Linked DNA regions of Mus musculus: regions 1, 2, 3, 4, 5 and 7 are each linked to region 6. A link is a loop called in an ENCODE intact Hi-C map of the cell type or tissue named here. Cell type or tissue: left cerebral cortex. All regions are shown on one strand. Region 1 has its middle 4.2 kb from the start of Fxn. Region 2 has its middle 52 kb from the start of Tmem252. Region 3 has its middle 39 kb from the start of Tmem252. Region 4 overlaps Pip5k1b (phosphatidylinositol-4-phosphate 5-kinase, type 1 beta). Region 5 holds the start of Fam122a (family with sequence similarity 122, member A). Region 6 holds the start of Pip5k1b (phosphatidylinositol-4-phosphate 5-kinase, type 1 beta). Region 7 has its middle 57 kb from the start of Gm50341.

What was found. Hi-C counts contacts between places; a loop is a spot of excess contacts. Peaks named below come from ENCODE experiments on the same cell type or tissue, not always from the same donor. Only the 100,000 strongest peaks of a DNase experiment are listed, where the experiment ranks them.
Region 1: it touches region 6 in a loop (2.8-fold over the local background); 2 of 42 quality-filtered maps call a loop at or near these places.
Region 2: a loop joins it to region 6, with 2.2 times the contacts of the local background. A loop is called at or near these places in 3 of 42 quality-filtered maps.
Region 3: it touches region 6 in a loop (2.3-fold over the local background); 2 of 42 quality-filtered maps call a loop at or near these places.
Region 4: a loop joins it to region 6, with 7 times the contacts of the local background. A loop is called at or near these places in 16 of 42 quality-filtered maps.
Region 5: a loop joins it to region 6, with 7 times the contacts of the local background. A loop is called at or near these places in 12 of 42 quality-filtered maps.
Region 7: it touches region 6 in a loop (2.2-fold over the local background); 7 of 42 quality-filtered maps call a loop at or near these places.

The regions. Positions count from the first base shown.
Region 1 is chr19:24,282,793-24,286,792 of GRCm38, reverse strand. No RefSeq gene overlaps it. Among named protein-coding and RNA genes, the nearest start is that of Fxn, 4.2 kb to the right of the region's middle. In left cerebral cortex, a CTCF peak has its summit at 2,349 (motif pointing left); a DNase peak (open chromatin) is centred at 2,357.
Region 2 is chr19:24,619,692-24,623,691 of GRCm38, reverse strand. No RefSeq gene overlaps it. Among named protein-coding and RNA genes, the nearest start is that of Tmem252, 52 kb to the left of the region's middle. In left cerebral cortex, a CTCF peak has its summit at 1,671 (motif pointing left); a DNase peak (open chromatin) is centred at 1,691.
Region 3 is chr19:24,632,961-24,636,960 of GRCm38, reverse strand. No RefSeq gene overlaps it. Among named protein-coding and RNA genes, the nearest start is that of Tmem252, 39 kb to the left of the region's middle. In left cerebral cortex, CTCF peaks have their summits at 313 and 2,165 (motif pointing right); DNase peaks (open chromatin) are centred at 304 and 2,177.
Region 4 is chr19:24,299,457-24,303,456 of GRCm38, reverse strand. All of the region lies in intron 14 of Pip5k1b (phosphatidylinositol-4-phosphate 5-kinase, type 1 beta), which reads left to right. Among named protein-coding and RNA genes, the nearest start is that of Fxn, 21 kb to the right of the region's middle. In left cerebral cortex, CTCF peaks have their summits at 1,904 (motif pointing left) and 2,366 (motif pointing left); DNase peaks (open chromatin) are centred at 1,915 and 2,325; H3K4me3 peaks cover 367 bases.
Region 5 is chr19:24,475,722-24,479,721 of GRCm38, reverse strand. The region is part of intron 1 of Pip5k1b (phosphatidylinositol-4-phosphate 5-kinase, type 1 beta); the gene reads left to right. It overlaps Fam122a (family with sequence similarity 122, member A), which reads left to right and starts at 2,248. Exons shown (of 1, transcript NM_026520.3): 1 at 2,248-3,943. The coding sequence starts at 2,366. The coding sequence ends at 3,220. In left cerebral cortex, a CTCF peak has its summit at 2,445 (motif pointing right); DNase peaks (open chromatin) are centred at 2,211 and 3,036; H3K4me3 peaks cover 2,405 bases; H3K27ac peaks cover 1,439 bases.
Region 6 is chr19:24,555,531-24,559,530 of GRCm38, reverse strand. It overlaps Pip5k1b (phosphatidylinositol-4-phosphate 5-kinase, type 1 beta), which reads left to right and starts at 3,659. Exons shown (of 15, transcript NM_008846.3): 1 at 3,659-3,766. It overlaps Gm50341 (predicted gene, 50341), which reads right to left and starts at 3,199. Exons shown (of 2, transcript NR_169181.1): 1 at 3,147-3,199; 2 at 2,121-2,523. In left cerebral cortex, CTCF peaks have their summits at 1,899, 2,743, 3,217 and 3,909; DNase peaks (open chromatin) are centred at 1,938, 3,274, 3,459 and 3,778; H3K4me3 peaks cover 1,352 bases; H3K27ac peaks cover 868 bases.
Region 7 is chr19:24,611,023-24,615,022 of GRCm38, reverse strand. No RefSeq gene overlaps it. Among named protein-coding and RNA genes, the nearest start is that of Gm50341, 57 kb to the right of the region's middle. In left cerebral cortex, a CTCF peak has its summit at 2,201; a DNase peak (open chromatin) is centred at 3,738.

The DNA.
Region 1 (4,000 bases), 270 kb after region 6:
ACGACTATAAACTCATACAATGGTCAGCATCCTTACTCATTGTATCATTAGCAACCATGGGGCTTAGATCTATAGACACTTGACCTACTGGTGGATGGATAGGTAGCTGAACTAGGGTGGGGTGGGGTGGATGGAAAGACAAGCCTGAGCAAGAAGAAAGAATAGCAGTGAGGTAGTGAAATAGAGATTAAAACTAGAAGTCAGATTAAAAACAGACTCCTTGTGATGGTTTGCATATGCTTGGCCCAGGGAATGGCACTATTAGGAGATGTGACCTTCCTGGAGTAGGTGTGTCACTGTGGGGATGGGATTAAGACCCTCATTTTAGCTGCCTAGAGGCCAGTCCTCCACTAGCCGCTTTCAGATGAAGACATAGAACTCTCAGCTCTGCCTGTACCATGCCTGCCTGGATGCTGCCATGTTCTCACCTTGATGACGATGGATTGAACCTCTGAACCTGTAAGCCAGCCCCAATTAAATATTGTCCTTATAAGAGTTGTCTTGGTCATGGTGTCTGTTCACAGCAGTAAAACCCTAACTAAGACACTCCTGTAATTGAAAATATCTACGGAAGAAAGACTTTACATGACTATGATGTCCAGAATATAGATACAGGTAACAGTTGCTGTCCAGCCTGGAAGACAACTGTGGTGGAAATTTTATGCAGAGATTTCACTGCACCGGTGCTTGATGTGAAAGAAGAAAGTGTGGAGTCTCATAAAAATTAAACGAAGCAGAAAGCTGCATTGCCTGTTACAACCAGAGATCTTGGAAAGGGGGGCGGGGGGCGGATCAGAGCCTGGGAATGGTGGCTAAAATAAGGTGACTTGCCCAGTAAGAAGGGGAATCACAGAGGAAACCCAGTCACTACTGGAAACCCAGTCACTACTGGAGATACCACCTGCATGGGTAAGACAAGAAAGAGGGGAAACAGCCACCAGCCTTTTCTCTGATGTACCACTGCCCTCCAGGCTATAATGTCTGTTATTGTAATGTATTGTATTGTAATCCTCATCCACCCAGGTTGCTCCTGCCATGTCCCAAAGAAACTTTAGGACAAACTGAAGGGAGTTTGGGAGTTGTTATGGTTTGTATATGCTCAGCCCAGGGAGTGGCACTATTGGAAAATGTGGCCCTGTTGGAGTAGGTGTGGCCTTGTTGGAGTAGGCTTGTCACTCTGGGTATGGACTTTAACACCCTCATCTTAGCTGCCTGGAAGCAGTATTCTGCAAGCAGCCTTCAGATGAAGATGTAGACCTCTCAGTTCTGCCTGCATCATGCCTGCCTGGATGCTGTCATGTTCCCACTTTGATAATGATGGACTGAGCCTCTGACCCTGTTATACATTGCCCTTTACAAGACTTGCCTTGGTCATGGTGCCTATTCATGGCAGTAAAACCCTAACTAAGACAGAAATGTAATTTGCAAGGATGAGAGTCCCCTATTCAAAATAAAGCAAATCAGCCCAGGACTAGCGATCAGATCTAGGTGTGAATAGTAGCAGAGAGGATCCTGGTAACCAGGAGGCTGCAGCCACCACCTGACCTTCCTTCCAGGGGTGAAAAGATCTTGGTGAAGGAGACAGAGTACTGTGGCCTGGGGCCAAGGAGCTTAGCACAGGCCACTATTTCTAATGACTTGTAGGGCTAGTAAGGAACAGAAAGGTGTGTTGTGCCGGCTAGTTTTGTCAACTTGGCACAACCCAGGATCATCTGGGAAGAGGGAACTTCAACTGAGAAAATGCCTGCATCAAACAGGTCTGTGGGTAAATCTTTAGGGCATTTTCTTGATTACTGATTGATGAGACCCACGGAGTGTTTTCTGTGCTCTGCAGTCATGGGTATAGAACTTGCCTCTTAAATACCACCAAGACTAGCCACCTGACCATGTGTGTGACCCACACTTGAGGATTTCCATTTCTCACAAGCTGTTTATTCTGTCTTTATGTAAAGCCCTAAGGCATTTGCTCTATTTGACAGTGAGGAAACTGAAACTCTGAGAAATGAGAAATAGAGCCAGTCATGGAGGTGTGTGCCTATAACTCCAGCACTCAGGAGCTGGAGGCAAGCGAACAGGGAATTCCAAGCCAGCCTGGGCTTCCTAGCAAGACCCTGACTCAAAAAAACTAACTATAAATAAGAACCAAGTTTGAAGGAATTTGGACAATGTCATGAAAATTATCTCAAACTTGGAAGTAAGAAAAAGAGATTGCTGTAAGTCTATAGCTCAAACTTGCACAAAGAAACTGAAGGGGACAATTTTGCCCCAGACACTCCAAGAGACGATATTGCAGTGTCTAGAAACATTAGAGTATAGCAACTTAATCTGGAGTGGGCACTACTGCCACCTAGTGGTTGGAGTCTAGGATTGCTGCTGAAACTCAGACTGGGGCAACCCCACAGCAAGGAGGTCAAAGGGTCATCATTGAGAAATCCTCAAGGAGAGCATGACCACACTTGACCTATGACTGACTACTAGTTGTGTCTCCAGCACATCAACATGTAGAGCGCTGTTTTCAGGCCTTTGACTTCTGACTCGGCAGCTACCCCAGGCAGTACAACGTGTGTGGAGTCTGCAGCAATTGGGTCTTCTTGTCAAGTTCTGGTGGACAGTCGGGAGCAATGACAATAGTCTGTATTGTTGGGGAGACTGTTTGAACCTCTCTTACCAACAGCTTGTGGGGAGGTAGCTTACACTTGGCTTGTTTTTCTTTATGTGGTGTCGAACCCACAGCTTTGTACTATTGAGTTAGAGCCCTAACCTTACCCTCTCTTCATAAATACAGATATACACTGGATTTGGGGTCGTATGACCTTATACAACCTTAGTCACTTCTTTCAAGGTTCTGGATGCAAATACAGTTTGGTCAGAATGTATTGGGGAATGAGATTTTCTGCAGGGAACTTGAAGGACATTTCAGCTCATTATATATCTCTATTTCATTGTTAACATCTGCAGGGCAGGTGGTCCTGAGTTGTATAAAAAGCAGGCTAAGCAAGTCATTTGGAGCAAGCTAGTAAGCAGCACTCCCCCGGGACACACACACACCAAAACACACCCCCGCCCATGGTCTCTGTTTCGTTTCCTGCTGAGTTCCTGTCCTGAACTCCCTTGTGTGTCCATGAGAAGCATGCTTCTCACCTGTTGAATGCTGTGCTGTACAGATACAGCAGCTGAGCCCACAAAGCCATGTGTATTTCTATCACAGCACAGAGCTTCCTTGAGGGACAGCTGCTACATCTATGCCAACTCCTTAATCAATACAAGCCACCCTCTAAGGCTGATATCTCAGAGCTGAGGATGGGGCTCAAAGATGGAGCACTTGCCATACATGCCGAATGTGGTGACAGACACATTTAAACCCAGCACTTGAGAGGCAGAGGCAGATGAATTTCTGTGAGTCTGACGCCAGCCTGGTCTACAGAGCAAGTTCCAGGTCAGTCAGGATTGTATAGTGAGACCTTGTCTCAAAAAGCAAACAACAACAACAACAAAATCCACAAATAAATAACATGTTGTTCCAACCACACCACCTGCCTCTATCTTTGTGACCCCTCAGATAAATCTCCAAGAATAATTTTGGTTTTGTAGAGATGAGAGCCCTCTCCCAAATGCTGACTCCTAGGACCCCAAGGCATGCTGCTGGAAGTCAGGCCCAGCAAATAAGCCCAACCTCCTCTCTTCTGGGCATCACACATTTCATAGTTAGCAATTATTATTTAAATTAGTGCTGTTTCTTACCTATTCTCAAAAACACTCATATCAGTTAACTGATTCACACACTTTATTAATCAGTAGGGGTTTTGGGGTTTTTTATTTTCTATTTTTTTATTTTTTTAGGTTTAGTTTAGTTTTTGGTTTTCTGAGACAGGGGTTCTCTGTGTAATTCTGACTGTTCTGGAACTCGATCTGTAGACCAGGCTGACCTCGAACTCACAGAGATCTGCCTACCTCTGCCTCCTGAGTGCTGGGATTAAAGGCATGCGCCGCCACCACCACC
Region 2 (4,000 bases), 64 kb before region 6:
CCGTTTTCTGTATGGCTGCCTGAGACCGTACTGAAGTATGTGGTCTGTGGAACGCCACTGAAATCTAGGAGGAAGTCCACGATCCTGGCTGCTGTTGGCTGCTGTGGGCAGGAAGCATCTTCTGTAGTGGAATAAATGACTGCAGACTCAGAGTTGAGAAGGAGAGACATTGAAGGGTTCTGTGACAACCCCTTCACCCCCCAAACCCTGACCAAACCAGTCTAGACAGGAAGCCATTGAAGAGACTCCCTAAAAAGTATGATCAAGATGCTTAAGTGTAGCTCTTCAGAGAAGATGGCCTACGGAGGAAGTGAAGAGGGGGGCAGGCTCAGTTATCTTTAAGGGGTTGGCCACTGGGAGCTTGACCAAGCTCCAAGAAGGCAGACCTAGGAGGAGTGGGAAGCAAGGGTGATCATGGTGCAGTGTGTGAAGTTTCTAAATAATCAATAAATATATTATGTTGGGGGAAAAAAGGAAGTTCTTAAATGGAAAGTTGAGACATGTGACAAGACTGTTACAGATGGAGTTTGAAGGGCTGGGGAGATGGCTCTGCTAGTTGAGTGTTGTGCCATGCAAGCATAGAGACCTGCGTTTGGTTCCCAGCACACACATTAAAAAGCCAAGTGCTGTAGGCTCAGTGGTGGGGAGGCGGGGACCTGAGAACCCCTGGTGCTCGCTGGTTGGTCAGTGTAGCTAAACCAACCTGTGGCCTCCACATGCATATGCACAAATACAAACGCATGCGTACAAACGATGAATAATTTAAAAATATTAAATGGAGCTTGACCTTGAGGAAAAGAATAGTTGAAGTTTCATAGTTGCTTTTCTTCATTCAATAATAAGAAAGACCAGCCGGGTGTGGTGGCGCACGCCTTTAATCCTAGCACTTGAGAGGCAGAGGAAGGTGGATTTCTGAGTTCGAGGCCAGCCTGATCTACAAAGTGAGTTCCAGGACAGCCAGGGCTATACAGAGAAACCCTGTCTCGGAAAAAAGAAAGAACATGTGTGTGTGTGTGTGTGTGTGTGTGTGTGTGTGTGTGTGTGTATGGCCTGAATCCATGCATATGGCAAAAAGTAGAGGAAGGTGGCTGGCTTGAATTCAGAATAAATAAAGAAATAATGGCTTAAGGGCACTGCAGCCCTTCCAGAGGATGGGGGCATTTCCCGAGCATGTCCATAATAACTGTAACTCCAGTTCCAGGGGGTCTGACACCTCCTCCTGGCCTCCGTGGGCAGCCGTCACACACATGTGACACAGACATTCATGCAGGCAAAACACCCACACACATTAAAATAAAATAGGGTTTAAATAATAAATACTTAAAACAAATGCCTATTAATTAATTAATTATAAATTAAATTAAATATTATTAAATTAATAATCTATAGATAAATCATATTTATCTTATAAATTTATAATGTATAAATAAACAAAATAAATTAACTTTAAATTAATTAAATCAAAAATATTTCATTAAACTAATAATGAATTATTATTTAAATTTGGATATAAATAATATTTAAAATAAATGAATGATAAATAATAAATATCTAATATTTTATATGTGTAGGTGTTTTGCGTGTGTAGACACATATCTATTATTCTTTTGTTTTTCAAACGTGACCTCTCCCATTCCTCAAGCCTGTTGTGGCGTGGTGGTGCGCCCTCTGGTGGTTCAAGGTTTAAATAGCTCCACCTGCCCCAGTAGTGACTGTTCTGGTAGAAACCAATCTCAATTAAAATAAGAAACCTCAATTTGGAGGTGTGTCCTGGATATGCCAAGTCAGGGTGATTTCCAGGAATTTTTAAGGTATTTCTGGTTTGCATGAGCGTGTGTGATTTGCATATATGTTTTCAAGGACATATTCTAGCCACCTGTGCCTTGGGTTGATCTGTGTGGCTTGAAATAAAGCCGGTTAGAGGAGACAGTGTGAAGTGGACAAAATGGGTTTCTGGCAAGCGGCCCGTCCTGTTTTTGTGCTAAAACACCAACCAAAGGTAACTAGTAAAACCTAGTTAGTAACCTAGTTAGTAAAACCAACCAAAGTTGCTAGTTAGAGTCAGGAAAGGAAGAAGTTAAGGGTGCGTCTTATTTTTTTTTTTTTTTTATTTATTTATTTATTTTTTGGCCCTGGCATCTGGGTACACAATGGTATTGTTCACTGATTTGAATTCTACAGCAGGCAAGGGTTTGTGGGAGCTGTGAAGAGTCCAGTTTATGATATGCTTGTCCTAAACCAGTGGTCCTCCACCTTCCTAATGCTGTGACCCTTTAATACAGTTCCTCACGTTATGCGTGACTTCTAACCATAAAACTATTTTTGTTGCTACTTCATAACTGTAAGGTTTCTGCTGTAGGAATCATAATGTAAATATCCGTGCTTTCTGGTGGTCTCAGGTGACCCTGAGAAAGGGTCATTCGACCCACAGGTTGAAACCTGCTGTTGAGATGACTGTGTGGAGAAGTCAGCCTGTGAGCTCGCTGAGTCTCCGTCTGAAGTTCTTTCTGCTGCAGTGTGGATGTTTGTCCTCCACACGGATCTTAAACTTGCGGATGGCAGAGAGTGGGTGCTGGCAGGGACCTTTAGTCATGGCTGCGCTGTTCTGGCCTAAATGGTTTGGCTGGGGCATCTCTTTTGATGATGGTATATAAGGAATAATGCATGAAAGAAATCCAGTATTCCCCTTCCAGAAAGCATCCCCACACCATGCTAATGTTATTCTTGATGCATCAATGCAAGGGCTCTCGATGCATGCTAAGCCAGATGTTTTCCTTTTTTTTTAACAATCTAGTCATTGTGTGTCTTCTCCAGAATCACTTCTTATAACACAAAGGGAAGGTTTAGAATGAAGAAGGCAAAATGGCAGGCACCATTAGTATCTGCTACAGACTATTTACTGGGGGCCAGGGGATTCCCTCGGACTCCGAGTAAAGAGCTCAACTCAAAATCAGTTAATGTCCCCACTAACGGGGCTCAGTGGCAGGGGTTGCTCCTTAGGTGCTATACCAATGAGGACACAATTTGTACATATTAGAACCTTATCAGGAGTGAACACTAAACAACCCCCCAGCCAGGAAAATGCTAGCAACATGCTAGCTTACGTGCTTTGAACATAACATCTTCAAAGGCACGAGCGGGACACCAGAAGTAGATAATGAAGCCTATTGCTGGAGACACTGCATGCTTTAAATGAGATCACAGAAATGGAGCTGAGGCTGAAAGTCCCCTATTGGCAAGTTTCCATACTGCTGGACAGTACTATGTAGGCTGCTGGGAGGGGAAAGTCAGCAGTAATCTCTCTCAGCTATGGGCCCTGTCTTAGTTAGGGTTTTACTGCTGTGAACAGACACCATGACCAAGGCAACTCTTATAAAGGACATTTAACTGGGGCTGGCTTACAGGTTCACAGGTTCAGTCCATTATTGTCAAGGCAGGAGCATGGCAGCATCCAGGCAGGCATGATGCAGGAGGAGCTGAGAGTTCTACATCTTCATCTGAAGGCTGCTAGGAGAAGACTCTTTGAGAGAGCTAAGATGAGGGTATTAAAGCCCCACCCACAGTGACACACCCACTCCAACAAGGCCACACCCTGGGTCAAGCAAATACAAACCATCACAGACTCTGCAGGTGCAATTCTGACCCGTCAGGCAAAGTATGCTCACCGGGTCAATAGTGAAAAGAATGTTTTGGGGCTAAATAAGCACTATCCAGTTTGATCTGTGGTCTGCTCTGTGGGATGGGCTAGGTCTGCAAACCTGTTCAAAGCCTGTGGCTGGCAGGGTCCCAGGCCTGAGGGATGTACTGCCGATGTGTTGATAGATGGAAATGTAGCCAAATTGCCTCCCAGATGAGTGTGTTTACTCCTGTAGATAGTGCCACTGTCAGCTTCGACCAGAGACGCTTTTGTAGTGCAGAGAGCAACGAAGAATGCAGCCTCACAATGGTCAAAGTGCTGAGAATACATTGAGTGCTCAGCCCTGAACAAGACGTCTATGTC
Region 3 (4,000 bases), 77 kb before region 6:
AAGGTACAAATCAACGCTTTTAATGAGTGTTCTTTTCTACACAACTGGCAGCGGGCACACAGCACAGAAGGTGAGAAGGGAAACGTGCGCTCTGCAGAGAGAACCACAAGGTGGAATATATTTAGTTTGTTACATAAAGCAGAATGATTACAGCAACAGTCTTCATTGCTAATTCTGCCCCAGGTTAGAATGCAGGCAGGACTAGGGAGTCCTGTTAGAGAGAAGCAGCAAACTAGTGAGGGAGAAGACTGGAGAGAGGAATCCAGTTGGTTGCTTTCGCTTACAGTTTCTTGGAAATCCTCGAATCCCTGCAGGCTGCAGGCGGCATCCATCCAGCCGGTTAGCTGGGTGGGAGGAAGTGAGAGAGCCACATGCAGACCTCAGCCACCTCTCTTTGCTTTATTGGTTTTGTGTAAAGAGTGAGAGCCAGACTTTTGTTTGTTTGGTTTGGTTTTTTGTTTATTAGCTTTAATTTTTTTGTTTGTGTGTGTGTTTGGTTTTGAGACAGGGTTTCTCTGCGTAGCCCTGGCTGTCCTGGAACTCACAGAGATCTGTCTGCCTCTCCCTCCCAAGGGCTGAGATTAAAGACATGTGCCACCACCACCCAGTAAGAGCCACTTTTTAAAAGTCTGAGATTTTGAACAAATGGTAATATCAGCTATGTACTGTTTAAAAAAGAAAGCAAAGACACACACACACACACACACACACACACACAGAGAGAGAGAGAGAGAGAGAGAGAGAGAGAGAGAGAGAGAGAGCGTGTTTCAGGTGTCCACCTTGCTTAATGGAGTAGAGCTGTTAGGCCAGCATTTAGGGGCTTATGCTCACAAGCTCATGGCCAGGCGGAGGGCCATAGGGAGACCCTGTCTCAAGCAACAATAATGAAATAAACAATAAACACTGAGTTTTTCTTGCTTATTCTTGGTGGTTAGTATTGCCACCAAGTGATGTACCACCTGACATACTCTCTGTCCCTCCTCACAATAATCCCTCAAGGAAACCAGAACTAACTCCATTTTATACCTAAAGAAACTTATGGGTGCCCATCTGCTGTGTGGTCAGAACTCCACAGACTCTAAGTCAGAAATAGACACGCTGGTCTTTGATACTCACTTCCTGTCTGCAAAACCTACCCCACATTGCAGTGATGTTTTAGCAAAACCCAGGCCCAGGTACACGGAGACTGAAGAAAGGGACAGATGCAGGATCTCATAGACTGCAATTTATCGTGGAACTTACGGACAAAAACACATGGCCCTGGATGACAACAAGACTAAGTGGATCCAATTACTTGGGACAAAAGAAGGGTTGGGACGAAAGTGACCTCACCTTAGCTGGAGTGGACCTGGCCTATCTTAAGAGAATATCAAAGAGCTGGGCACATTCTCGGCCCCAGGGTCTGCCTATAAAGACCCACATTCTACTCATGGTTTGGTTGGTTGGTTTTGGTAGATGGCGATGGTGGTGGTGGTTGGTTGCTTTCGCTTACAGTTTCTTGGAAAACTTCAGAGGAAAACTGAATAGTGTTATTTTAGGCAGCTGTGGAGGCAAGATGGCGTCACTCATGTCAAGCTGAGTCCATGGGAGTGTTCTGAGGCCCATAATATCTGCTCTCTGTAGCTGTCTTTCTATCTACAGAAATCACCTGAGAAATGAGACACAACGCTTCTGAAACTAGCTAAGTACCAGCGCATGCCCAACACCGCAGGATAGCTAAATAAGAAAATGTGTTTATTTTTTAAAAGATTCACAAGCTGGACACAGCAGTATGGGTCAATAATTCCAGCCCTCAAATGGCAGACACACGAGGATCACAGATTTGAGGCCATACTGGAATATATAGCAACTTCCAGGCTAGCCTAGCTATAGTGAGATCCTGTTTTAAGAATCAAAAACCCAAACAAACAAAAGACAAGAAATTCAGCCATTTTGAAAGAGCAAAGGAAAAATTTATTTTATTCTGCTTTTAGTAGTCTTTGAAGGAGAAAATACTCTCAAATTATCATAGAGGGGATTCAGTGTTTAGCAGTGGCTCCTGCAGGTCTGTCCTTTTTTGGCTTTGCACTCAGTCAGTCAGGAGGCTTCTTTGTAGCCAATCTGCAAGCTCAGAAATGCAGAAGGCTTCTCCTGCCCTCCAGAAGAGGGCTTCAGAGTCCCCATCCCAAGATTCAACCTGATGAAACACAGCTCGACCACTAGAGGGAGACGGCGAGGTCCTCGTGCTTCTGTGAGATTTCAAGTTTGTATTTGCTTACGAAGATGTCCTGATGCTTTCACCTAAGAGTCGGGCTTTACACTGAGTGCACCGAGCCTGTGGAAATGTGCCCTCCAAACCCAGGATTCTGTCTCATTTGAGTCTATCTGACATCCGCTTACCCAATAAAAAAATCATTATCTCCTGTTCAGGCTCTTCAAAAAACTGTTTGAAAAATAGATTGTCTTTGTGTGCTCAAGTCAGCCACACCTCAAGAAACTTTCAGAATGCAAAATATCTCCTACTGCTTTACTCCTGAGGTAGTGCCAGTCAATATGGAATGTACAGATGGCAGGAACTCTCACCCTGGGCCATAAGAAAGTAGCCCACTCAGTTCCCACACAAGTCACCTCTATCCGTGCCTATTTAATAGAGCTGCCGATGGACTCTGGGGGAGTCAGTGTGCTTCCCCAAGTGTGACTGCAAAGGGCTCTGGTGCTAAAGATAAAGACAATGATGAAATTTATGCTTTGAGTACCTCTTCTGCACACAGCTAAGACTTTTGACTGGATACTGGGTTTTTATAGCAGGGAGGAATTGAAGGAGATTGAAGATAACCCACAACATGAATAATTACCCTGGCAAAAGTGTTACTCACCCAGCCCAGAAATGTCGCTCTACACCTTAGTACGTACCCTCCCTTCACCTGGAACCGCAGCCCAAGGCAACGTGGTACCCACAGATGGCTGGTGATGATGCTGTATTTCAGTGCCGTACAGTCATGTGGATGGTATAGTGGGGGAGGGGGAGCGGGACATGGATGGCACTGGTATCTAGAATGTCTAGAATGATACTAGTTGGACAGTGTAAGTGTAGGGCATAGCTTCGTTCACAGGTCTGGCTGGATAGGAGCGTCTTCATGGTTTGCTATTGGGCCTTTGAATAGAAAGCAGTAGCAGCGTCTTCTGCAACCTTTATCATTGTTCAAGCCAGATTCATAAGCAGTAAGCTCTCATTTCAGGAACTATCATAAAACCTCATGAGAGAAGGACTCTAGACTGACTTTGTAAGCAGACCTTTTCTTTCAATCCTGCTAATGTCCTTCCCACTGCTCAAGACCTATTTTGAAGGCCTCTTTCTTTCCTGATGTGTTTCCTGGTACCCAGGAGGATGTGACCTCTCCCATTGTTTCAATAAGGAGCAATGAAGCCAAATACCCCACCTCTCTTCAGGATACAAATGCTGGGCAGTCCCCTTCTTTACATTGAATGTACATGAGGTATTTATAAGGCCAAGTGATATGGTTCAGCCCTAAATACATAGAACCAACAAAAGTTGCCTCGTGATCCATTGTAAGTCAGACTATCCTTGGGCCCTCTGTCCTTCCCTGTGTGGTCCTGGCCAATGGATATAGAATTTCTATGAGGCAGCTAGAAGACAGTCTAGCAAGTTGATTAAAACCAACCTTCACAGCAAGACTGTCTTCCAGCTGCCCCATGGGACTTCTACATCCATTGGCCAAGGCCACACCTGAGTCCAGAGCCTCACCTGAGGAATCGTCCTGATTACTTGATTGCTATGTGGGTGGCACCTTCTGGTAGCAGCCCAGATAAGAAAGGTGTGGCAGCAGGAAGCTTACTTGCCTTTTGTTCCTTTGGCCTTCCCTCTCCCTGCAGATTTACCCTATCACTGCTTCGGATTCCTTAGCCAGTACCAGAACCAGGATTTCGAAGCTTCCACTGGGACTGGGGACCAGTGGCTTTCCAGAAATCTTCCAGGTTTTCAACATCAATCAGATTGGGA
Region 4 (4,000 bases), 260 kb after region 6:
TGAATCAGAGGGAGTCAGTCGCACACGGTTGGCTCTCCAAAGAAGGGACAGTCATTCCCCAAACTCTGCAGTTTCTCTAACCGCCCCCCCCCCACACACACACACACAGCATTACGGTTCACTTAAACTTTAAGGCAATACGTCTAGAACATTAGACACCATTAATTTGTAGTTCTGGGGTGTGCTTTCTTGCTGGAGATATTTTATTATTTTTTAATGTTGTCCTACAACTGGGAAGACTCAGCTTCTTGCCTACCCATCAGTGACTTCATTTGCCTCTACATTATGGAAGAATGATAAAGAAAATCCAGTCTGGCCTGCGCAACTTCTCTCTCCTTTCTTTTTGACCTAATTCGAAAGCTCTGGATCCCAACCATTTCTATCCCAGCCATCTTTAATTGAACGGCCCTGAAGGCTTCTGGGATGACATTCTCTTTGGTGACGTCACCCAGTGTAGTGTGAGGTCTCTTGTGAGGCTTTTCCCTTGAAGATTCGATGTTTCCTTCTTAGTAGTGATATCCTAACCCACTTTGTGGTCAACTGATCCAAACTAAGTATTTAATTTATATCCCTGTGAAATATGCAGACTTACACCACATTGATTTGTGTGTATTGGGTAACCTGAGATTTCCTTTTAGGGATCCACCCAAAGTTGTGCCTTTGGGCTTACAGAGGCCTTGTGACTTTTCTCTGTAACTTGAACTGGAATTTAAAAGGATGGTTGACCTCTGAGGAGAGATAACAGTTTCATCATTCAGTATTCAGGCATTTAATTCAGGTCCTACCAATGTTTCGCCCAACACTGCTTTCCAGAGGTCCTTCACCTTCACACTGTACACCCCTCGGCTTCCTGGCTCATTTGCAAATATTCAAATCCAAGGGAGATGGTTTTTTAAGATGGCTTTATCCAGTGTGACCAAAGATGTTTCCTGTTGAATGCTGAGCTGATGAGCCACAGATTGGGGTATTGAAAAGCAAACAACAGAACTGAGTGGGCCGCACTGATGGGAAATGCGAGCTTCTGCCGTTCTCCTAGCGGGATGGTCGCGTGGATATCAGCCCCCGATGCTGCCTGTCACCCTGGGATGCTAAGGCAGCCTGCCTGGGGAGGGGAACCAACAAAAAGCCATTCCCACTGGGAAATGGAGTGGGAGAGAGTGCCCTTTCGTGGCTCCCAGGGAACGGGTTGTCAGTGAGAGGTGAAGGAATTGCATTCTTATTAACAGAGAAATCTAAAGGATGGCTGCCACCCAACAGCGACTTCTCTCCTTCTGTTACTCAATCCCATTGCCTTTACACTGGCCACATTAGCATCCTCTCAATAACACGCCCTTTATCTGTGAAAGTGCTTCTGCAAAATGGCTGTTTGAAGTGCAAAAATAACTGCATGTAAGGAAAAGAAACAGTTAAACCCCACCCCACCCCCAATTCTCTGCCATACTAGTATTGGAGATTAGTGTGCTGACCTACTGTCAGCCCTTGGACAGCTTGATTATTCGGTGTGTTTGGGGTTGTTAATGCTACCCTTTGATCATGGGAAGAAGGGTGGCAAAGAAGTGAGCGTGGTTGAATAAACAGCTGCCACGCCATGGTGTGGGAGGAAAGCCTGAGAAAATACCAAGACAAACGCTCAACAAATTAGGTCACAGGGGTCTTAGAAAACTCAAAGCAGGGGCTTTGGCAAAAAGAAGCTGAGTTTCTGAACTTGAATCCTTAGGCTTGGAGGTGAATGATGCCTCCCCGGCCACACCGCATCAGTAAGGGTCTCTAATCTTTACCTGCTTAAGCCAGTACCGGCTGCCCCAGGGGGTGTTGATTGGAAACTCTGGCATTCCCACTGCCTCTCCCGAGGGAGCTGGATTCCCAGGTCTAGGTTACTCCAGGTCTAGGGGATCTAGTGCCCTCTTCTGGCCTCTCCAGGCACCAAACATGCACAGATACACATGCAGACAAATACGTATGCATATAAAATAATAAAATAAAATTTAAAAATATAAACAAAGCTGACCAAGTCTGACAGTACATGAGAAGGGGTCCAGGGGAGGAGCCTGAAGGCCTGGCTTTCCTTTGTTTGTTGGCCTGTATTACTCTCCTGCTGTAAGAAATTATCACAAACTGTGTGGCTTAAGCAACAGAAATGTGTCACCTCCTAGAGGCCCTGGGTCTGAACACAACATACCCACAGTGCCTTGCTCCCAGAGCGGATGTGAGGACAGATCGCTACCTGTGCTTGCAACCTCTCTGGGCTTCATATGTTTACTGGTAGTCGGAATCACTTTTCCTCTGATTCTGAAAGCAAGCCCCTATGATTGACAGCCACAAACTCACTGATCGGTGTCCCTCCTTTCCACAAACCCTCTGCTGCCACCTACTGGTGAAAAGGCAGCTCTGCCCATGGGTCTGGGGGAGTGACTGAAGGCTCTATTGAAACCTAATGAAGAGTGAGTATGGGGCTCAATAACCTGTTTCCTCTTGGTGCACTTGACCACATTCTTCCAGCATAATGCATCTCAGCTCATCAGGTAGCAGAGTCTTTGGGCATCAAAGGCATCTCATACCACAGGCCTAGCATCTGCCGTCTCAGGTTGGCCTGGAGGCTGCAGTTAGAATCGTGCAAAACAGAGAGGAGAGAGGCTCATCTCTCAGACTCCAGCATGCGCTTCTCACCCACTTTAGTCTCTGGGAAAGCCTCCTCTTGACCCTTTAATCCAGCATAGAAAATGCCACTTCTGCAGTTGAGACAGCAAGGGTAACACTTGATCTTAGCCAAAAGGCCGAGAAGCGTCAGCAAGTGTAACATAGTAGCAACAAACACCCAGTGCTCCAGGCCTCCCTTATGCTGTCTGTGACCTATCCTGCTTAGGGGAGTAGGATTAAATATAATAAAATGAAAATATGGATAATTTAAAGACAAGAGTATTCTTTAAATCCGTGGGGCTCCTGGCCACTGTTTCTTTTTGCTAGAGCTGTCACAGCCAAGCACTAGGATAAGTCACTTTAGAGTGTAGGAAGGTCTTCTTTCGTGTCTCTATAGACTGGGAGTTAGTTCACAGTCAGGTGTCAGTGGGGTCCCTAGCTCCATTTCCAGAGAATCTGTGTAGGCCTCTCTACTTGGCTTACAGATAACTGTCTACTCCCTGGGTCTACACAATGTCTACTCTGTGTGTGTCTGTGTGGTCCAAACTCCCTGTGTCTAGAACAGTAGTTCTCAACCTTCCTAATACCATGACCCTTTAATACAATTCATATTGTGGTGATGTCCCAACAAATAAAATTATTTTCATTGCTACTTCATAACTGTAATTTTGCTACTGTTATGAATTATAATGTAAACATCTGTGGGTTTTTTTTTGATGGTCTTAGGCAACACCTGTGAAAGGGTCATTTGTGCCCCACCCCCACCCAAAGGGTCACAACCCGCTGATTAAGAACCATTGCTCGGGCTGGTGAGATGGCTCAGTGGGTTAGAGCACCCGACTGCTCTTCCGAAGGTCCAGAGTTCAAATCCCAGCAACCACATGGTGGCTCACAACCATCCGTAACAAGATCTGACCCCCTCTTCTGGAGTGTCTGAAGACAGCTACAATGTACTTACATATAATAAATAAATAAATAAATTAAAAAAAAAAAAGAACCATTGCTCTAGTAGGACACTCGTCCTGATGAAATAGGACCTAATCTACCATCTCATTTAAACAGATCTCCTCTGTAAAGACCCTGTCTCCAAACAAGGCCATACTCTGGGTGAATGACAGTTAGGGGCCTCCACCTTAGAGGGACATGGGTTAGCCCATGACAACCATCGTGTACTCCAGTAGAAAGCAGCACTACCTCTCCGTACTTCCACAGACAGGGCCTGGTGAGCCTTCGGCTTCACAATGTCCTTAGCTCTAGTGTGGCTGGGGATAGCCCTTCATGCTGATGACAAAGCAGCCAGGAACCAAAGCCTGGGCTCTTTGTCAAATGATATCAGCACTGGATTCAGTTCCCCATCTCCCAA
Region 5 (4,000 bases), 80 kb after region 6:
GCATCAGGAATAATAGCTAACCCCTGATGCTGTTGTGGGCAAGGATTTAATGGGATATGGCATCGTGTAAATTAGTTCTTTAACAGGTATGAATACTTAACGTTATTTTATCTTCAGGATCCATACTTAGTAAGAACTTCAATTAAAACCTGTTTGAGACCAAGTGGAAAGATATATGGGCAGGGAAACAGGAGACTTAGCTTCAAGTCTTGGTTCCCACCATTAACAAGCTGTGCAAAGCTGACTGTCACTGACCTTTGTATCTTAAAACAAAAACAAAGCTGGTCGTAGTGGCGCACACTTTTAATCCCAGCACTCGGGAGGCAGAGGCAGGCGGATTTCTGAGTTCGAGGCCAGCCTGGTCTACAGAGAGAGTTCCAGGACAGCCAGGGCTACACAGAGAAACCCTGTCTCGAAAACAAAACAAAACTCTTAGCTCAAAGTGGCCAGATTTGTATATATAACTCCTCAAGCCTACCAAAACTGAAAACTCAACCTCCACCCCATGTACCTTTCCTATTCATTTGACATTACCATCTAAATTACCTATTTCTTTTTTTGTTTTTTAATTAGATGTTTTATTTACATTTCAAATGTTATCCCCTTTCTTAGCTTCCCCTCCAAAAATCCCTTATCTCCTCCCCGCCTCCCTATTTCTTTGAACACCGAAATTTAACCTATTGGCAAATCTCATCCCAGATGACATCAGTGGATCCCCTTCTCCCCATTCCCTACTGTTACAACCCTACCCCAGTATTCTGCTCTCTGTAGCAGCTTTCTACTCTATCTTCTGGCCTCCACTCTTGCCTCTGGCCCCCTTTCAGCTCATTCCATGGTGTTTAAAGCAAAAACCATGCTGAGTGTGGCACGATATGCCCTTAGCCCTACTTCCTTTGGGAGTGAGGTGAATCACTAGAGCCCAGAAGTTTGAGATTAGCCTGAGCAATGACTTAGTGAGACTCCATCTCAAACCATAACAGATAAAGCCCAAGCCTATTATTCCCCTGCCTAATACTGCTCAGGGACTTATAATCATAGGACTGGGCGCTCAGTCCGTTGACCTCTCAGGTCACCTGTCTCCTTCTTGATTTTTCTTTCCTTGTTCTTCCCCAGACGGGTGGGTATGTTGGCCCTTCGCATTGGTTGGAACACTCGGCCCTGCCCCCACCTCCCACAGTCCACAGGATTTGTCATTTACAACTGAACTCTGCCCAACTGCCCCTCAAGGGCTATATATAGGTAGTGCTTGACCACACCGTCCCACTTCTACCTCCAGCCATACCACCAAAAGTCCCCTATTTTCTCATCCCCCACTCCCACCCAGTAGAAACTGAATGTCCTCACACAAGTCCATTTCCTAGCACAGTACCTGGTACATAGTAAGTAGGTATGCCCGAATAGGAGACTTGACTGAATAAATGAACACATACAACTTCCCTGTTAATGAGATACAAAGTTTTGTATTAATTACATAAGCTAAAAATCTGTTGATCTATGAATGTGTCTTTTTTTTTTCTTTCATTGGATTCCCACACCAAGTGAACATTAGTATGTGCACGGTTAACGGCAGAAATATGACAACTTTTTTAAAAAAGATGTCACAAAGCTTCTTCCTCCCAACCGCCTTAAGTCTACTATTCTCTCTTGGCCCTCCCCGATTCTGTCCTAGTGTAAATCAACCTCCTCTTTGGCCTTTTCCCTGTAGGTTCTAATCCCATGTCTTCTTCCTCAGACCTCAGCCAAAGGCTGCTCCTGTACCCTAATATGCTTCCTTGAGAACGCCCGGGAGTTCATTGTTCTCAAAAAAAGCCCAGAACTTGCTCTTGTCCACCATCAGGCTAACAACCCTGTCCTCCTGGTTCCTGTCTGTCACCTAGCTGGGTAGCAGTGGCTCCCTGCTTCCAGTCCAGTTTTACAAAGCGCCGCCGTGGCCTCCTTCAGACTTCCCTCTGGGAAGCCCACCAGGCCGGGCCAAGCTCAATCATGAAGCCCCACATCACCAAGGGCCTATCTTTCTGAGCTCACACTTGCTTCATAAGCACATACACTTCTCAATGCCCCGGCCTCCGTAACCTGCCTTCCCGCGAGCCCGCGCCCAGTGACTATTTGCGGAAGAAACGAACACTGGAGTCGCCCAACCACTGCTCGCCCCCTGCCCCCGCCGCGGCGCCGCAGCCATGACGCACTAAGCTGGCGCCGCGAGAACGGGCGTGCCAGGGCGCCTGCGCGAAGGGGCACGCCTGCGCAGAGGCGCGAACCCGCTGACAGATTCTCGAAGGCGGCGGCGGCGGCGGCGGCCTTGGGCCGCGGGGAATGGGAGTCCCAGGGCCCTGACTGAGCACCGCCCCCGCCTCCCGGCCGCGCCATGGCTCAGGAGAAGATGGAGCTGGACCTGGAGTTGCCCGCGGGCGCGAGCCCGGCGGAGGGCGGCGGCCCTGGCGGCGGGGGCCTGCGGAGGTCTAACAGCGCCCCCCTGATCCACGGCCTCAGCGACTCGTCGCCGGTGTTCCAGGCCGAGGCGCCCAGCGCCAGACGGAACAGCACGACGTTCCCGAGCCGCCACGGCCTGCTGCTCCCGGCCTCGCCGGTCCGAATGCACAGCAGCCGCCTGCACCAGATCAAACAGGAGGAGGGCATGGACCTGATCAACCGAGAGACCGTTCACGAGCGCGAGGTGCAGACCGCAATGCAGATAAGCCACTCCTGGGAGGAAAGTTTCAGCCTGAGTGACAACGACGTGGAGAAATCCGCCTCCCCGAAGCGCATCGATTTCATTCCGGTGTCTCCGGCACCGTCCCCGACCCGGGGAATTGGGAAGCAGTGTTTCTCACCGTCCTTGCAAAGTTTTGTGAGTAGCAACGGACTGCCTCCAAGTCCCATTCCCAGCCCAACCACCCGATTTACCACCCGGAGAAGCCAGAGTCCCATCAACTGCATTAGACCAAGTGTTCTTGGACCATTGAAAAGAAAATGTGAAATGGAAACTGATTATCAGCCAAAGAGATTTTTCCAGGGCATCACCAACATGCTGTCTTCTGACGTTGCACAGCTGTCAGACCCCGGTGTGTGCGTATCTTCCGATACCCTGGATGGAAACAGCAGCAGTGCCGGATCTTCCTGTAACTCACCAGCGAAAGTCAGCACTACCACCGACTCTCCTGTGTCGCCCGCCCAAGCAGCCTCCCCCTTTATTCCAGTAGATGAACTTTCCTCAAAGTGACTCACTCATCTTGAATCCCCCTCCCCCAATGGAGAGACAAAAAAACAAAAACAAACAAAAAAAAAAAGAAAGAAAAAAATCAAGTTAGAGCAAGCACTGAACTTTGTCGATTACGTTAAAGCCGTTTCCTATTTGACTCTTCCCTCTTTTTGGAAATTCCTGAAATGTTATTCTAGAGAATTTCTATGTCAGGTTCCTGGGGATGCCCTTGAATTCAGTGTAGTAATATTTTCGGACTTTTTATCAATAAGTGTGTTGAAGCATACATTTTACGCTGCTAATATGTCTAAATACATATGTTATCCCTTGATTTTTTAAATAATTGAGAGCTCTATTTATTTATGGGATTATTAAGTTCTGATGAAAATATAAATGTTGAATTTCAGTTTAGTAAACTGATGTTTTAAAATTCCATAGTTCATGGCACACTAATTTTTGGTGTTTTCAATGGTTGCTATTTTACATCTACTGAAGAATTTACCTACTTACAGCTTTAAAAAGAATGTTAGTCATATCAGTCCATTGGTTGTCTAGTTTACCCAGGAGCCCTTGGTATTTAATGTCCTAGGCAGAAAGGTGGATGGGAGGGAAAAACGACAAAAGGAGAAATAGCACTTGCAGCAAATGTTTTAAAATTCAGTATATAAAGTAAATATTTACGGACATTTTCTAACACTTTTCATAGTAACTCTGGTAAATCACACTAATACAAGTACAGAAATGACAAGTTTCTTTGTGAAAACATTTTTAACCAGAAAGTGCATTCTTTTGGGTATAGTC
Region 6 (4,000 bases):
GGGCAGGAAGGAGAAAGGAGAAGGCGGGGGAGCTGAGGGAGGAAGAGAGAGTGATCAGAAGAAATAGAAAAGAGTAAAGGAAGATTAAACAAACAAAAAAGGAAAGTAGACATCAGATTTCAGATGTGGTCAATGTTAAGAGTGAACTTGAAATTAGAGAGCACAGGGTCCTTGGGGGTAAATCAGCCCTCTGCAATTAGAAAAATCAAGCTATACAAAACATGTAAGCCCTTTTGTCTGGTTAGCAATTATATTTCCATGAGAAGAAGGCAACTCTAACGTTGTGGAAGGCAAAGGCGCTACTGTCCCATGTCAATGGCTACAACCCTTTCCCCTGGGGTTCTTATGTTTTTGATTCCCTGGCTGCAGTCTACACAGTAGATAAACTACCCAGAGTTGACAATAACAGAGAACTTCCACGTTCAGGCTTCACAATACCTGGCAGTTTCTAGCCACCCCCTTTTAGAAATTAGATGCACAGAAGAAGTAGGGGTGCCTTGCTGCAGAGAAACCCAAGTCAGCTATCTGGGCAGTAAGAAGTTAGTTATATCACTGAGGACCAAGTTACCTGCTATGTGAGCAAAGCCTTCTAGCACCCTGCAACTCTGTCTAGCTGCCTGGTGAATAAAGCCAAGTGAGTTTCCAGTAAAGCAGCCGATACTGTGTTTCTCATGAGGTGAAGCAGTTTGTCATGAAGCAGTAAATAACTGAAGTAGTTGTCTACAGCAGTAGCTACTTAGTATTTGTTATGAGCCTATGGTTTGCGTATATACGGTCTGTTGATCTGGACCAAGCCTGACTAAGCTCACTGGGACTTGCTTGTTCCTCTGAAAACAAAGGAGGGCTGGCTAGCCAAGGTGACCCCCGCTGGTGACTCAGCTCTTGCTACACATAGAAACCCTGTCTCAAAAAACCAGAGAGAGAGAGAGAGAGAGAGAGAGAGAGAGAGAGAGAGAGAGAGAGAGAAGTAAGGTGAGGCTATAAACCCTCAAAGCCCACCCCCAGTGATGTACTTCCTCCAGCAATGGTCTTTGTCTAGAGGTAGGTCTTGTTCTCCTGGGAATGGCAGAATTCCAAGAGCTGATACAGAAATGCACAGTTTTGAAGACTACCATTATATCATGAGTGTACTTACTCCATTGGCCAAAGTAGATCATGTGGTAGATTCCAGGAGGAAAAGCCTTGGATAGAGGGAAGCTATTACTTGGGAGCCATTATTGTTTTTGTTTTGTTGTTGTTGTTGTTGTTGTTATATCTGCTATAAGAAACATACATGTCTCCTCTGTATGGAAATAAATAATAATTTTAAGACTTTGTTTAAATGATTATTTTCTAGTTTTTAAATAGGTTTCACGATTTTTCTGGCCAAGTCACTATTGCTAGTGACATTGATGATCTTTCATTTCCAATAGAGGATGGCTTTCCTGAAATCCCACCGATATAAGTAGATCAGGAAGGATTGTTTTGTTTTGTTTTGTCTTTCATACATGGAACTAACAATGGGGTATAAGGCTCGTGGGGAAATTCTTAGAGTCCAGTTTCACCGTGTTATCTCTACAAATGTCCTGTAAGCAGTTGGCTTTGGGACTTCTCTACCAGAAGCCCAAGGTTGTTTGCCTGGGAGATTAGGTTCTAATGGAGAAAGCAGCTGTGCAGGATTGGGGTGTGGGAGTCTAACGCCTCTGAGCGCTTTTGATCCACTGAGAGGTCATTCAGATTTGGCTTCGCCTGTTTTCATATCCCCTATGGCATCGCCTCTCTGGGAAGCAAATCCACTTCCCACTCCTTGAAGTTCAGAGTGGAAGTCTGAGGCACGCGACAGGGAGACTGATTTCCCCAGCCCCAGATTCCAGCCAGCCCGCGACTCAGAGCGGTGAGATGCTGCCCCCTATACAGTGATTCACAGCAGTTGGTTGCAAGGTTCTTTGATCTTTGATCCGCTGCTCTTTCTCTGCTGCCCCCTCCACTGGCCCCATCTTGAACTCTGTTAAGTCAGTATTGCTGTTACTTTTTGTTCAAGGACTAAGAGTAAGGAAAACTGTGTCCTCGCCTGTGAGTTACTGGATGTCTTAGGGCTACGGTTTTCTCATCTGAAAAGCGTGCAAGCTGGACCACACACATGTTCTTACTCTGTGCTTTAATAAGTCCAGAATGCTTGGACCCAAGTCCTAAGTTAGTGATGCCTTAAATCGCTAGTAGCGGCCACACACACCTGGAAGAACACTGGAGATACCGTCCCTAACAATACACATCTATTTGATTTGTCAGCTTTACGTGAATAAAACTTTAAGAACAATGCATTTTTTGTTATAAAGGAATTTTTATGCTTCATTCCAGGGTGATACTAAACCACCACAAATTCACTCGAGTTGGGGTTGGGGGTGGGGTTGTTAAAAGATTTCAAAACTGCCTGCAGGTGCTCTTTGTAGAGCCTCAAGGGAGTGTCCTCAAGCAAGGGTCATCAAATGCTGGTCTTCCTCTGACAGAACGCAAGTTTTCTTTCCCACAAGTGTTTTGTTTTGTCTGAGGAGGGGAAAGTGGAAGGAAGTGATAAAGCTGAACTGTACCACTTGCTTCGACCCAACTGGGAGGGAGTCGCTCTCTTCCTGTGCCTGTTAGATAAATTTAATTTTAGCGTTCAGAACAGCACAACTCCAAACGGATCCTTAGATCTAGCCCCTACCCTCTTCGAAGCTAAACTAACCTAGTGAGATTCCAAGTGGCTCCAGCAGGCGCGCCCCCATTGTAGCTCAATGGCGCGGGACCCCTCACTAGCCCATCCCTAACCTGTTGGATAGATCGTCCTTCTTGAGAGCACCTGCTATCCTTAGAAGGGAGACAAGTGTGGTCTCAGAACCTTTGCGCGTCCCTTCCTGATAAAGGGGGTATAGGGGAGGGCTCTGCTTGCTTAAGTGCTGGCTCCTCAAGGAAGAGGAGTCAAGTCTGGCATTGCCCGACTGGTGGCCAGGGACACTGGCAGCGGCACGCCCTACCCCAACACAGTCCACAGCAGTGAGGCTTCGAGACTCTGAGAAGCTCCCAGAAGCTCTGGAGCTTTGGAGGATCCCGCTAATCTCAGGGAGCCGCTTCACCCCTGCTCTGAGTCCTGGCTGCACAGTGGCCCGGGCGCACAATCTCCCACGCACCGACTAGAGCGTTAGGTCCGACTGCGGGCTGCTCTGCTGCTGCAAACCGGTCTGGCTTCCTTGCAGGGCGTGCGGGACAGAGCAGAGGGTGGAGAGAAAAGGGGAAGAGCCTGGGCGGCCGGCGGGCGGGGCCTGCAGCCTCCCGGAGTCGCGGCCGCCGTGCAGCCTGCTCGCTGCCCGCCCCGCTCGGACTCCGGCGCGCCGTGCGGGGGCCCGTGGCTGCGGGGCACCGCCACTCCTCGGCCTCCATCCCCCGATCTCGCCTCGCCGCGCCACCCGGCGCTGTCTGGTCCTAGTGGTCCGCTTGCCGTTCTGCCGACCAGAGGAGCGGCGGGAAGGAAGGGGAACGCGGGGACACGCACACCGGCCGCGGCGCGCGCGCATTGCACACTCGCAGCCGCGCGTCCCCGTCGCCGCGCGTCCGAGCCCAGTGTGGCCCCGCGGCAGGGCCCGGCACCTGCCCGCCCCCCCACCCCACCCCCCGGCGCTGCTCCGGCTCCGCCCCGCCCGCCGCCCGCCGCCCGCTGCAGCCACCGGAGAACCCACGACATCCCGACAACTTGCCCGCGGTGGCGCAACTGGTCTCGGCCGCCAAGGCTCCAGCACGCCGGCCGAAGGAGGTAAGTTTCCTGCGCGTCCCCGGCAACCCTGCCTACACCCTCCCTTGCCGCCGCGCCTGAGGCTCTGTGTGTCTCTGCTGGGACCTGACCTGCTCTCCACCTTTCCACTTTGCCTGTCCAAGTTGTGCTGGGGGTGACATGGAGGGGGCGCCCGTGGTCGTCAAACCAGGACCTTCGCTCCTCGGGGGCCACAGCTGCGCAGTCCCCGTGGGCACCGACCGCCTCGCTACCCTG
Region 7 (4,000 bases), 55 kb before region 6:
GATGAGGCAGCTGCTAAAGTAGATTTTTTTTTCTCTCTGAAATCACCTAGCCATCTTTAAGGCGATCCCTAACATCTCGCTGGGAAGCCTTGAATTCCATTCCTTGAGCTGATTCCAACTGTTCCGTGAGGTTAAGAGCATAGCCATAGCATATTTTCTCTTCTCCATCCTATCAGTCTGCTTCTCCTAAAACTCCCTCCCCACCTCTCTCACTCAGGAAACTTTATTCTCCAGTCACTAGGAGAACTGAGGCTAAGGGTAAGAGCTTTGCGGTGCATTGGCAATAATCAAAACTAGAGTGAAGTGATCAGAAACATCCACTCTGCCACTTACCAGACTTGGAAATATTTCTCTACTCTATGCCCCAGTTGATGGTACTATTGATGATAGTCTTTCCCAGGGAGGCTAACAGCAGGTTTAAATGAGTTGGGAGGTAGCATCTTTTTGATATTTAGGCAATAGAAAGGCAAATTGACCCTGATTCTGTGGCTCTTTGCTGGAGTAAACAGAGGAAAGCACATACACAAGAGAGACATGGGTGGATCTGCTTGGCAGAGTTGACCACTGAATGTGCCTTGGTTTTGGAAACATAATCAAAGAACAGTGTTCTATCACCTGAGGTAAGCCACCCATTACAGACAATGGTCAACCATCCTTTCCTAGATGCATGCTCTGGACACCTGCCTGCCCTCTCTTTCTTCTTTGTAAACAGAGGCCAGAACAGACCAGCTTCGACCGCACCAGGAGTGAGTTTAATGGCTGCTCCTCTGAATGCTGCTCAACAGCACAGTGACCAAGAGGGAAATAAGGACACTCCTGACCACTGCCTCTTGCTCATTCCCATGGGACCCCAGAGCATTTCTCTGAGCATGCTACTGAAGAGCATTGCCTATGACTTCTTCAGCCAGTCTATCACCAATCATTTTATTGTTGTGGTGGTGGTGGTGGTGGTGGTTGTTGTCATCGTCGTCGTCATTGTCGCTATTATTAGTAACAAAGCAGATTGAATACTTGGAGGAGACAGAGATCTTTACTAGATTGGATCTATGAACAAAATACAAATTAGACTGAACAGTGTCTTTTTCTTTAATTCCAACTTTTCCACTTTCTTTAGCTGTCCTTCTAATCTAAATCTGATTCCTGGGAGTATAATGACTTTCACCTAATACTGTATGGGTCACACAGTCTTCTCTGCTGTTGACTCTGCCAAAGGAAAGAGGACATTGGCATTCTAATTACTGGTGGGGGATTCTGGAAAAACACCTTTTGGCTCTGAGCATATTTATCAGTGTTCTCCGCACTGATTGAAACCTGCCACTCAAGTCTTTGCACAGCCACCGGGAGCATTAAACGATGTTGATGCAGGGACTTCAAACACGAACGTGAAATTTTGATCAGATGCCTGAGGATGCCAAGCAGGTGGCATCAGTGTGTCATCTGAATCGTGTGTCGCACACTAGAGAATAGTGGTGGCTGGGCAAAGACATTCAAAGACAACCGTTTTTTAAAAAGTGATTGTGGCAGAATGGAAAAGAAATGTCATTTTGTGTTAAACTGATCTCTTCATAAATTACTGAATCTTCATTGCATACACTAGCAAGATTTTACTAAAAGGACCCAGATATGGCTGTCTCTTATGAGACTATGCCGGGGCCTGGCAAACACAGAAGTGGATGCTCACAGTCAGCTATTGGATGGATCACAGGGCCCCCAATGGAGGAGCTAGGGAAAGTACTCAAGGAGCTGAAGGGATCTGCAATCCTATAGGTGGAACAACAATATGAACTAACCAATACCCCTCTCCCCCCAAGCTCGTGTCTCTAGCTGCATATGAATCAGAAGATGGCCTAGTCGGCCATCAGTGGAAAGAGAGGCCCATTGGTTGTGCAAACTTTATATGCCTCAGTACAGGGGAACGCCAGGGCCAAGAAGTGGGGGTGGGTAGGTAGGGGAGTGGGTGGGGGAGCGTGTGGGGGACTTTTGGGATAGCATTGGAAATGTAATTGAAATAAATACCCAATTAAAAAAATTACTGAATCTTTTTCTGTTACTTTATATGTTACTGAGTCTTTTTAAGGCTTAACCTTATTTATCTGTGGAAATAAAGGTTGTGGTATGTTTCTCCGGTCATGGAGATCTTAGAACAATGCAAGTTCGTTAATGAATCAGACTCAATCTCCCTGTGTAAATAGTTTGCTTGCTTTCTCCTCCAGGGAGCACTGTGTCCTGTTGATTCCCTCCTAAGGTGCTGAGGTATCTAAGTGTGTGCTGGAGCTGGGACAATGCTAGGAAGAGGCATGAAGACCAGGTAGTCAGGGAAGCCTGCCAAGACAGAGCTGACTTTGTGTTCACACTGCCCTTTGTCCGAGAGCTTGTCATAGAGGCCGAGCCCAAATGAGGGCTCCCTTCTGGCACTCAGAAATGATGAGGCACACAGAAACACATGCCCATGATGTTCAGAATCCAATGTCTGTCTGCATATCTATCTATCTATCTATCTATCTATCTATCTATCTATCTATCTATCTATCATCTACCTAACTACCCACTTACCTACCTATCCACCTTTCATATCTACCTATCTGTGCATCTTTTCGTTAAGGATAGCTACCAGTTCCTACAAGGAAACACTGGCATCCCTAAACCAAGGCATCCTACTCCAATGCTAGATGATCCAATAATACTTTATTTACCTTAACATTTGAAATGGGGAAAAAAAGCCCATCTTCTTTTTTCAAGAAGAAAAGTGTGAAAACAAGCAAGCAAACAAACAAACAAACAAACAACTTCATTTTCTCTAAATTTGGAGCCAGACTTTCATTCGAGTTTCTGTCATGACCACAGGGAACAAGGAATACCCATCCTATCACATGAATCTCTTCATGATTTTTCTCATATGTTCAAAACAGTCTGAAGTTTGACATCTTTATTTCTACAGTAAGAACACAGTTTGTGTGTTTTCACTATACCTGAGGCTTGGTGAAGAGTCTAGGAAAAGTAACAGTGGGAGTTTGTGCCACCATCCTCATTCGGTGGCAAAATGTCAGACAGCAGCAACTTGTTCAACAGGTCATCTGGGCTCACACCTTCACTGTCCACCATAGCCCATCACATTGGGATTGACCTGGTGGCTGGGGCACGAGGAGGCAGCTTCTTCTTACATTGTGGCTGATCAGAAACAGAACCAGACTACAGGGCTTAAAATCCCCCCCGCCCCCCCAGTGACCCACTGCTTCCTGTCAGTCTCCACAGCTCCTAAAACAGCAGCAACAGCAGGCTGCCAGGTGTTCACACAAGAATGTGGGAGACATTTCAGGTTCAAACCAAAAAAAGAATCCACGCCAAATACTGCTGCCAGATTCAACACATGAATTCTGAGTTCAAGATAAAAGTGAATACACTATTAAGATGCACACACTCCCTCTGCATGGCCACTATGTTTAACTTATGCAACTTAAGCAAATGGCTTTACCTGAAACCTAGATTTCAGTGACTATACAGTATTTTAGTCTACAACCCTAAGTCCAACTCACCAGGTAAAGTCCCCATGAGTGGCAGCAGATTCTCTGCAGTGTCCCAATGCTATGAGTCTGCGGGGGGGGGGGGGGGGATCTTTGTTCAAGGACTGATTTCTGATCTACACGCTGCAGCATTCCCCCACGGATGGGAGAGCATCTGTTAGCTCTATGGTCTTCCAGCAACCTTCATCTGAGCATCTTTTGAAGAGACAGATCACAGAGAGAAGGAGAAGAAAAACCTTCTCCTCCCACATGCTGGCAGAGGAGCTATAAGGCTTCTAGAGCTGCGATATATAGTACAATCAAAGAGAAGCTATCAAATAAGATGTGGGGATAACTTATCGAAAATGTCTGGAGCTGTGTGTAGCTTTACTCATACATGGGAGTTATTTAAGGGACAATTTCTTCTCTTCCCATCATTTTAAAGATGAAAAGACAAGGACACGAGAATGAGATGGATGTGTATATATCTCTGTGCATAA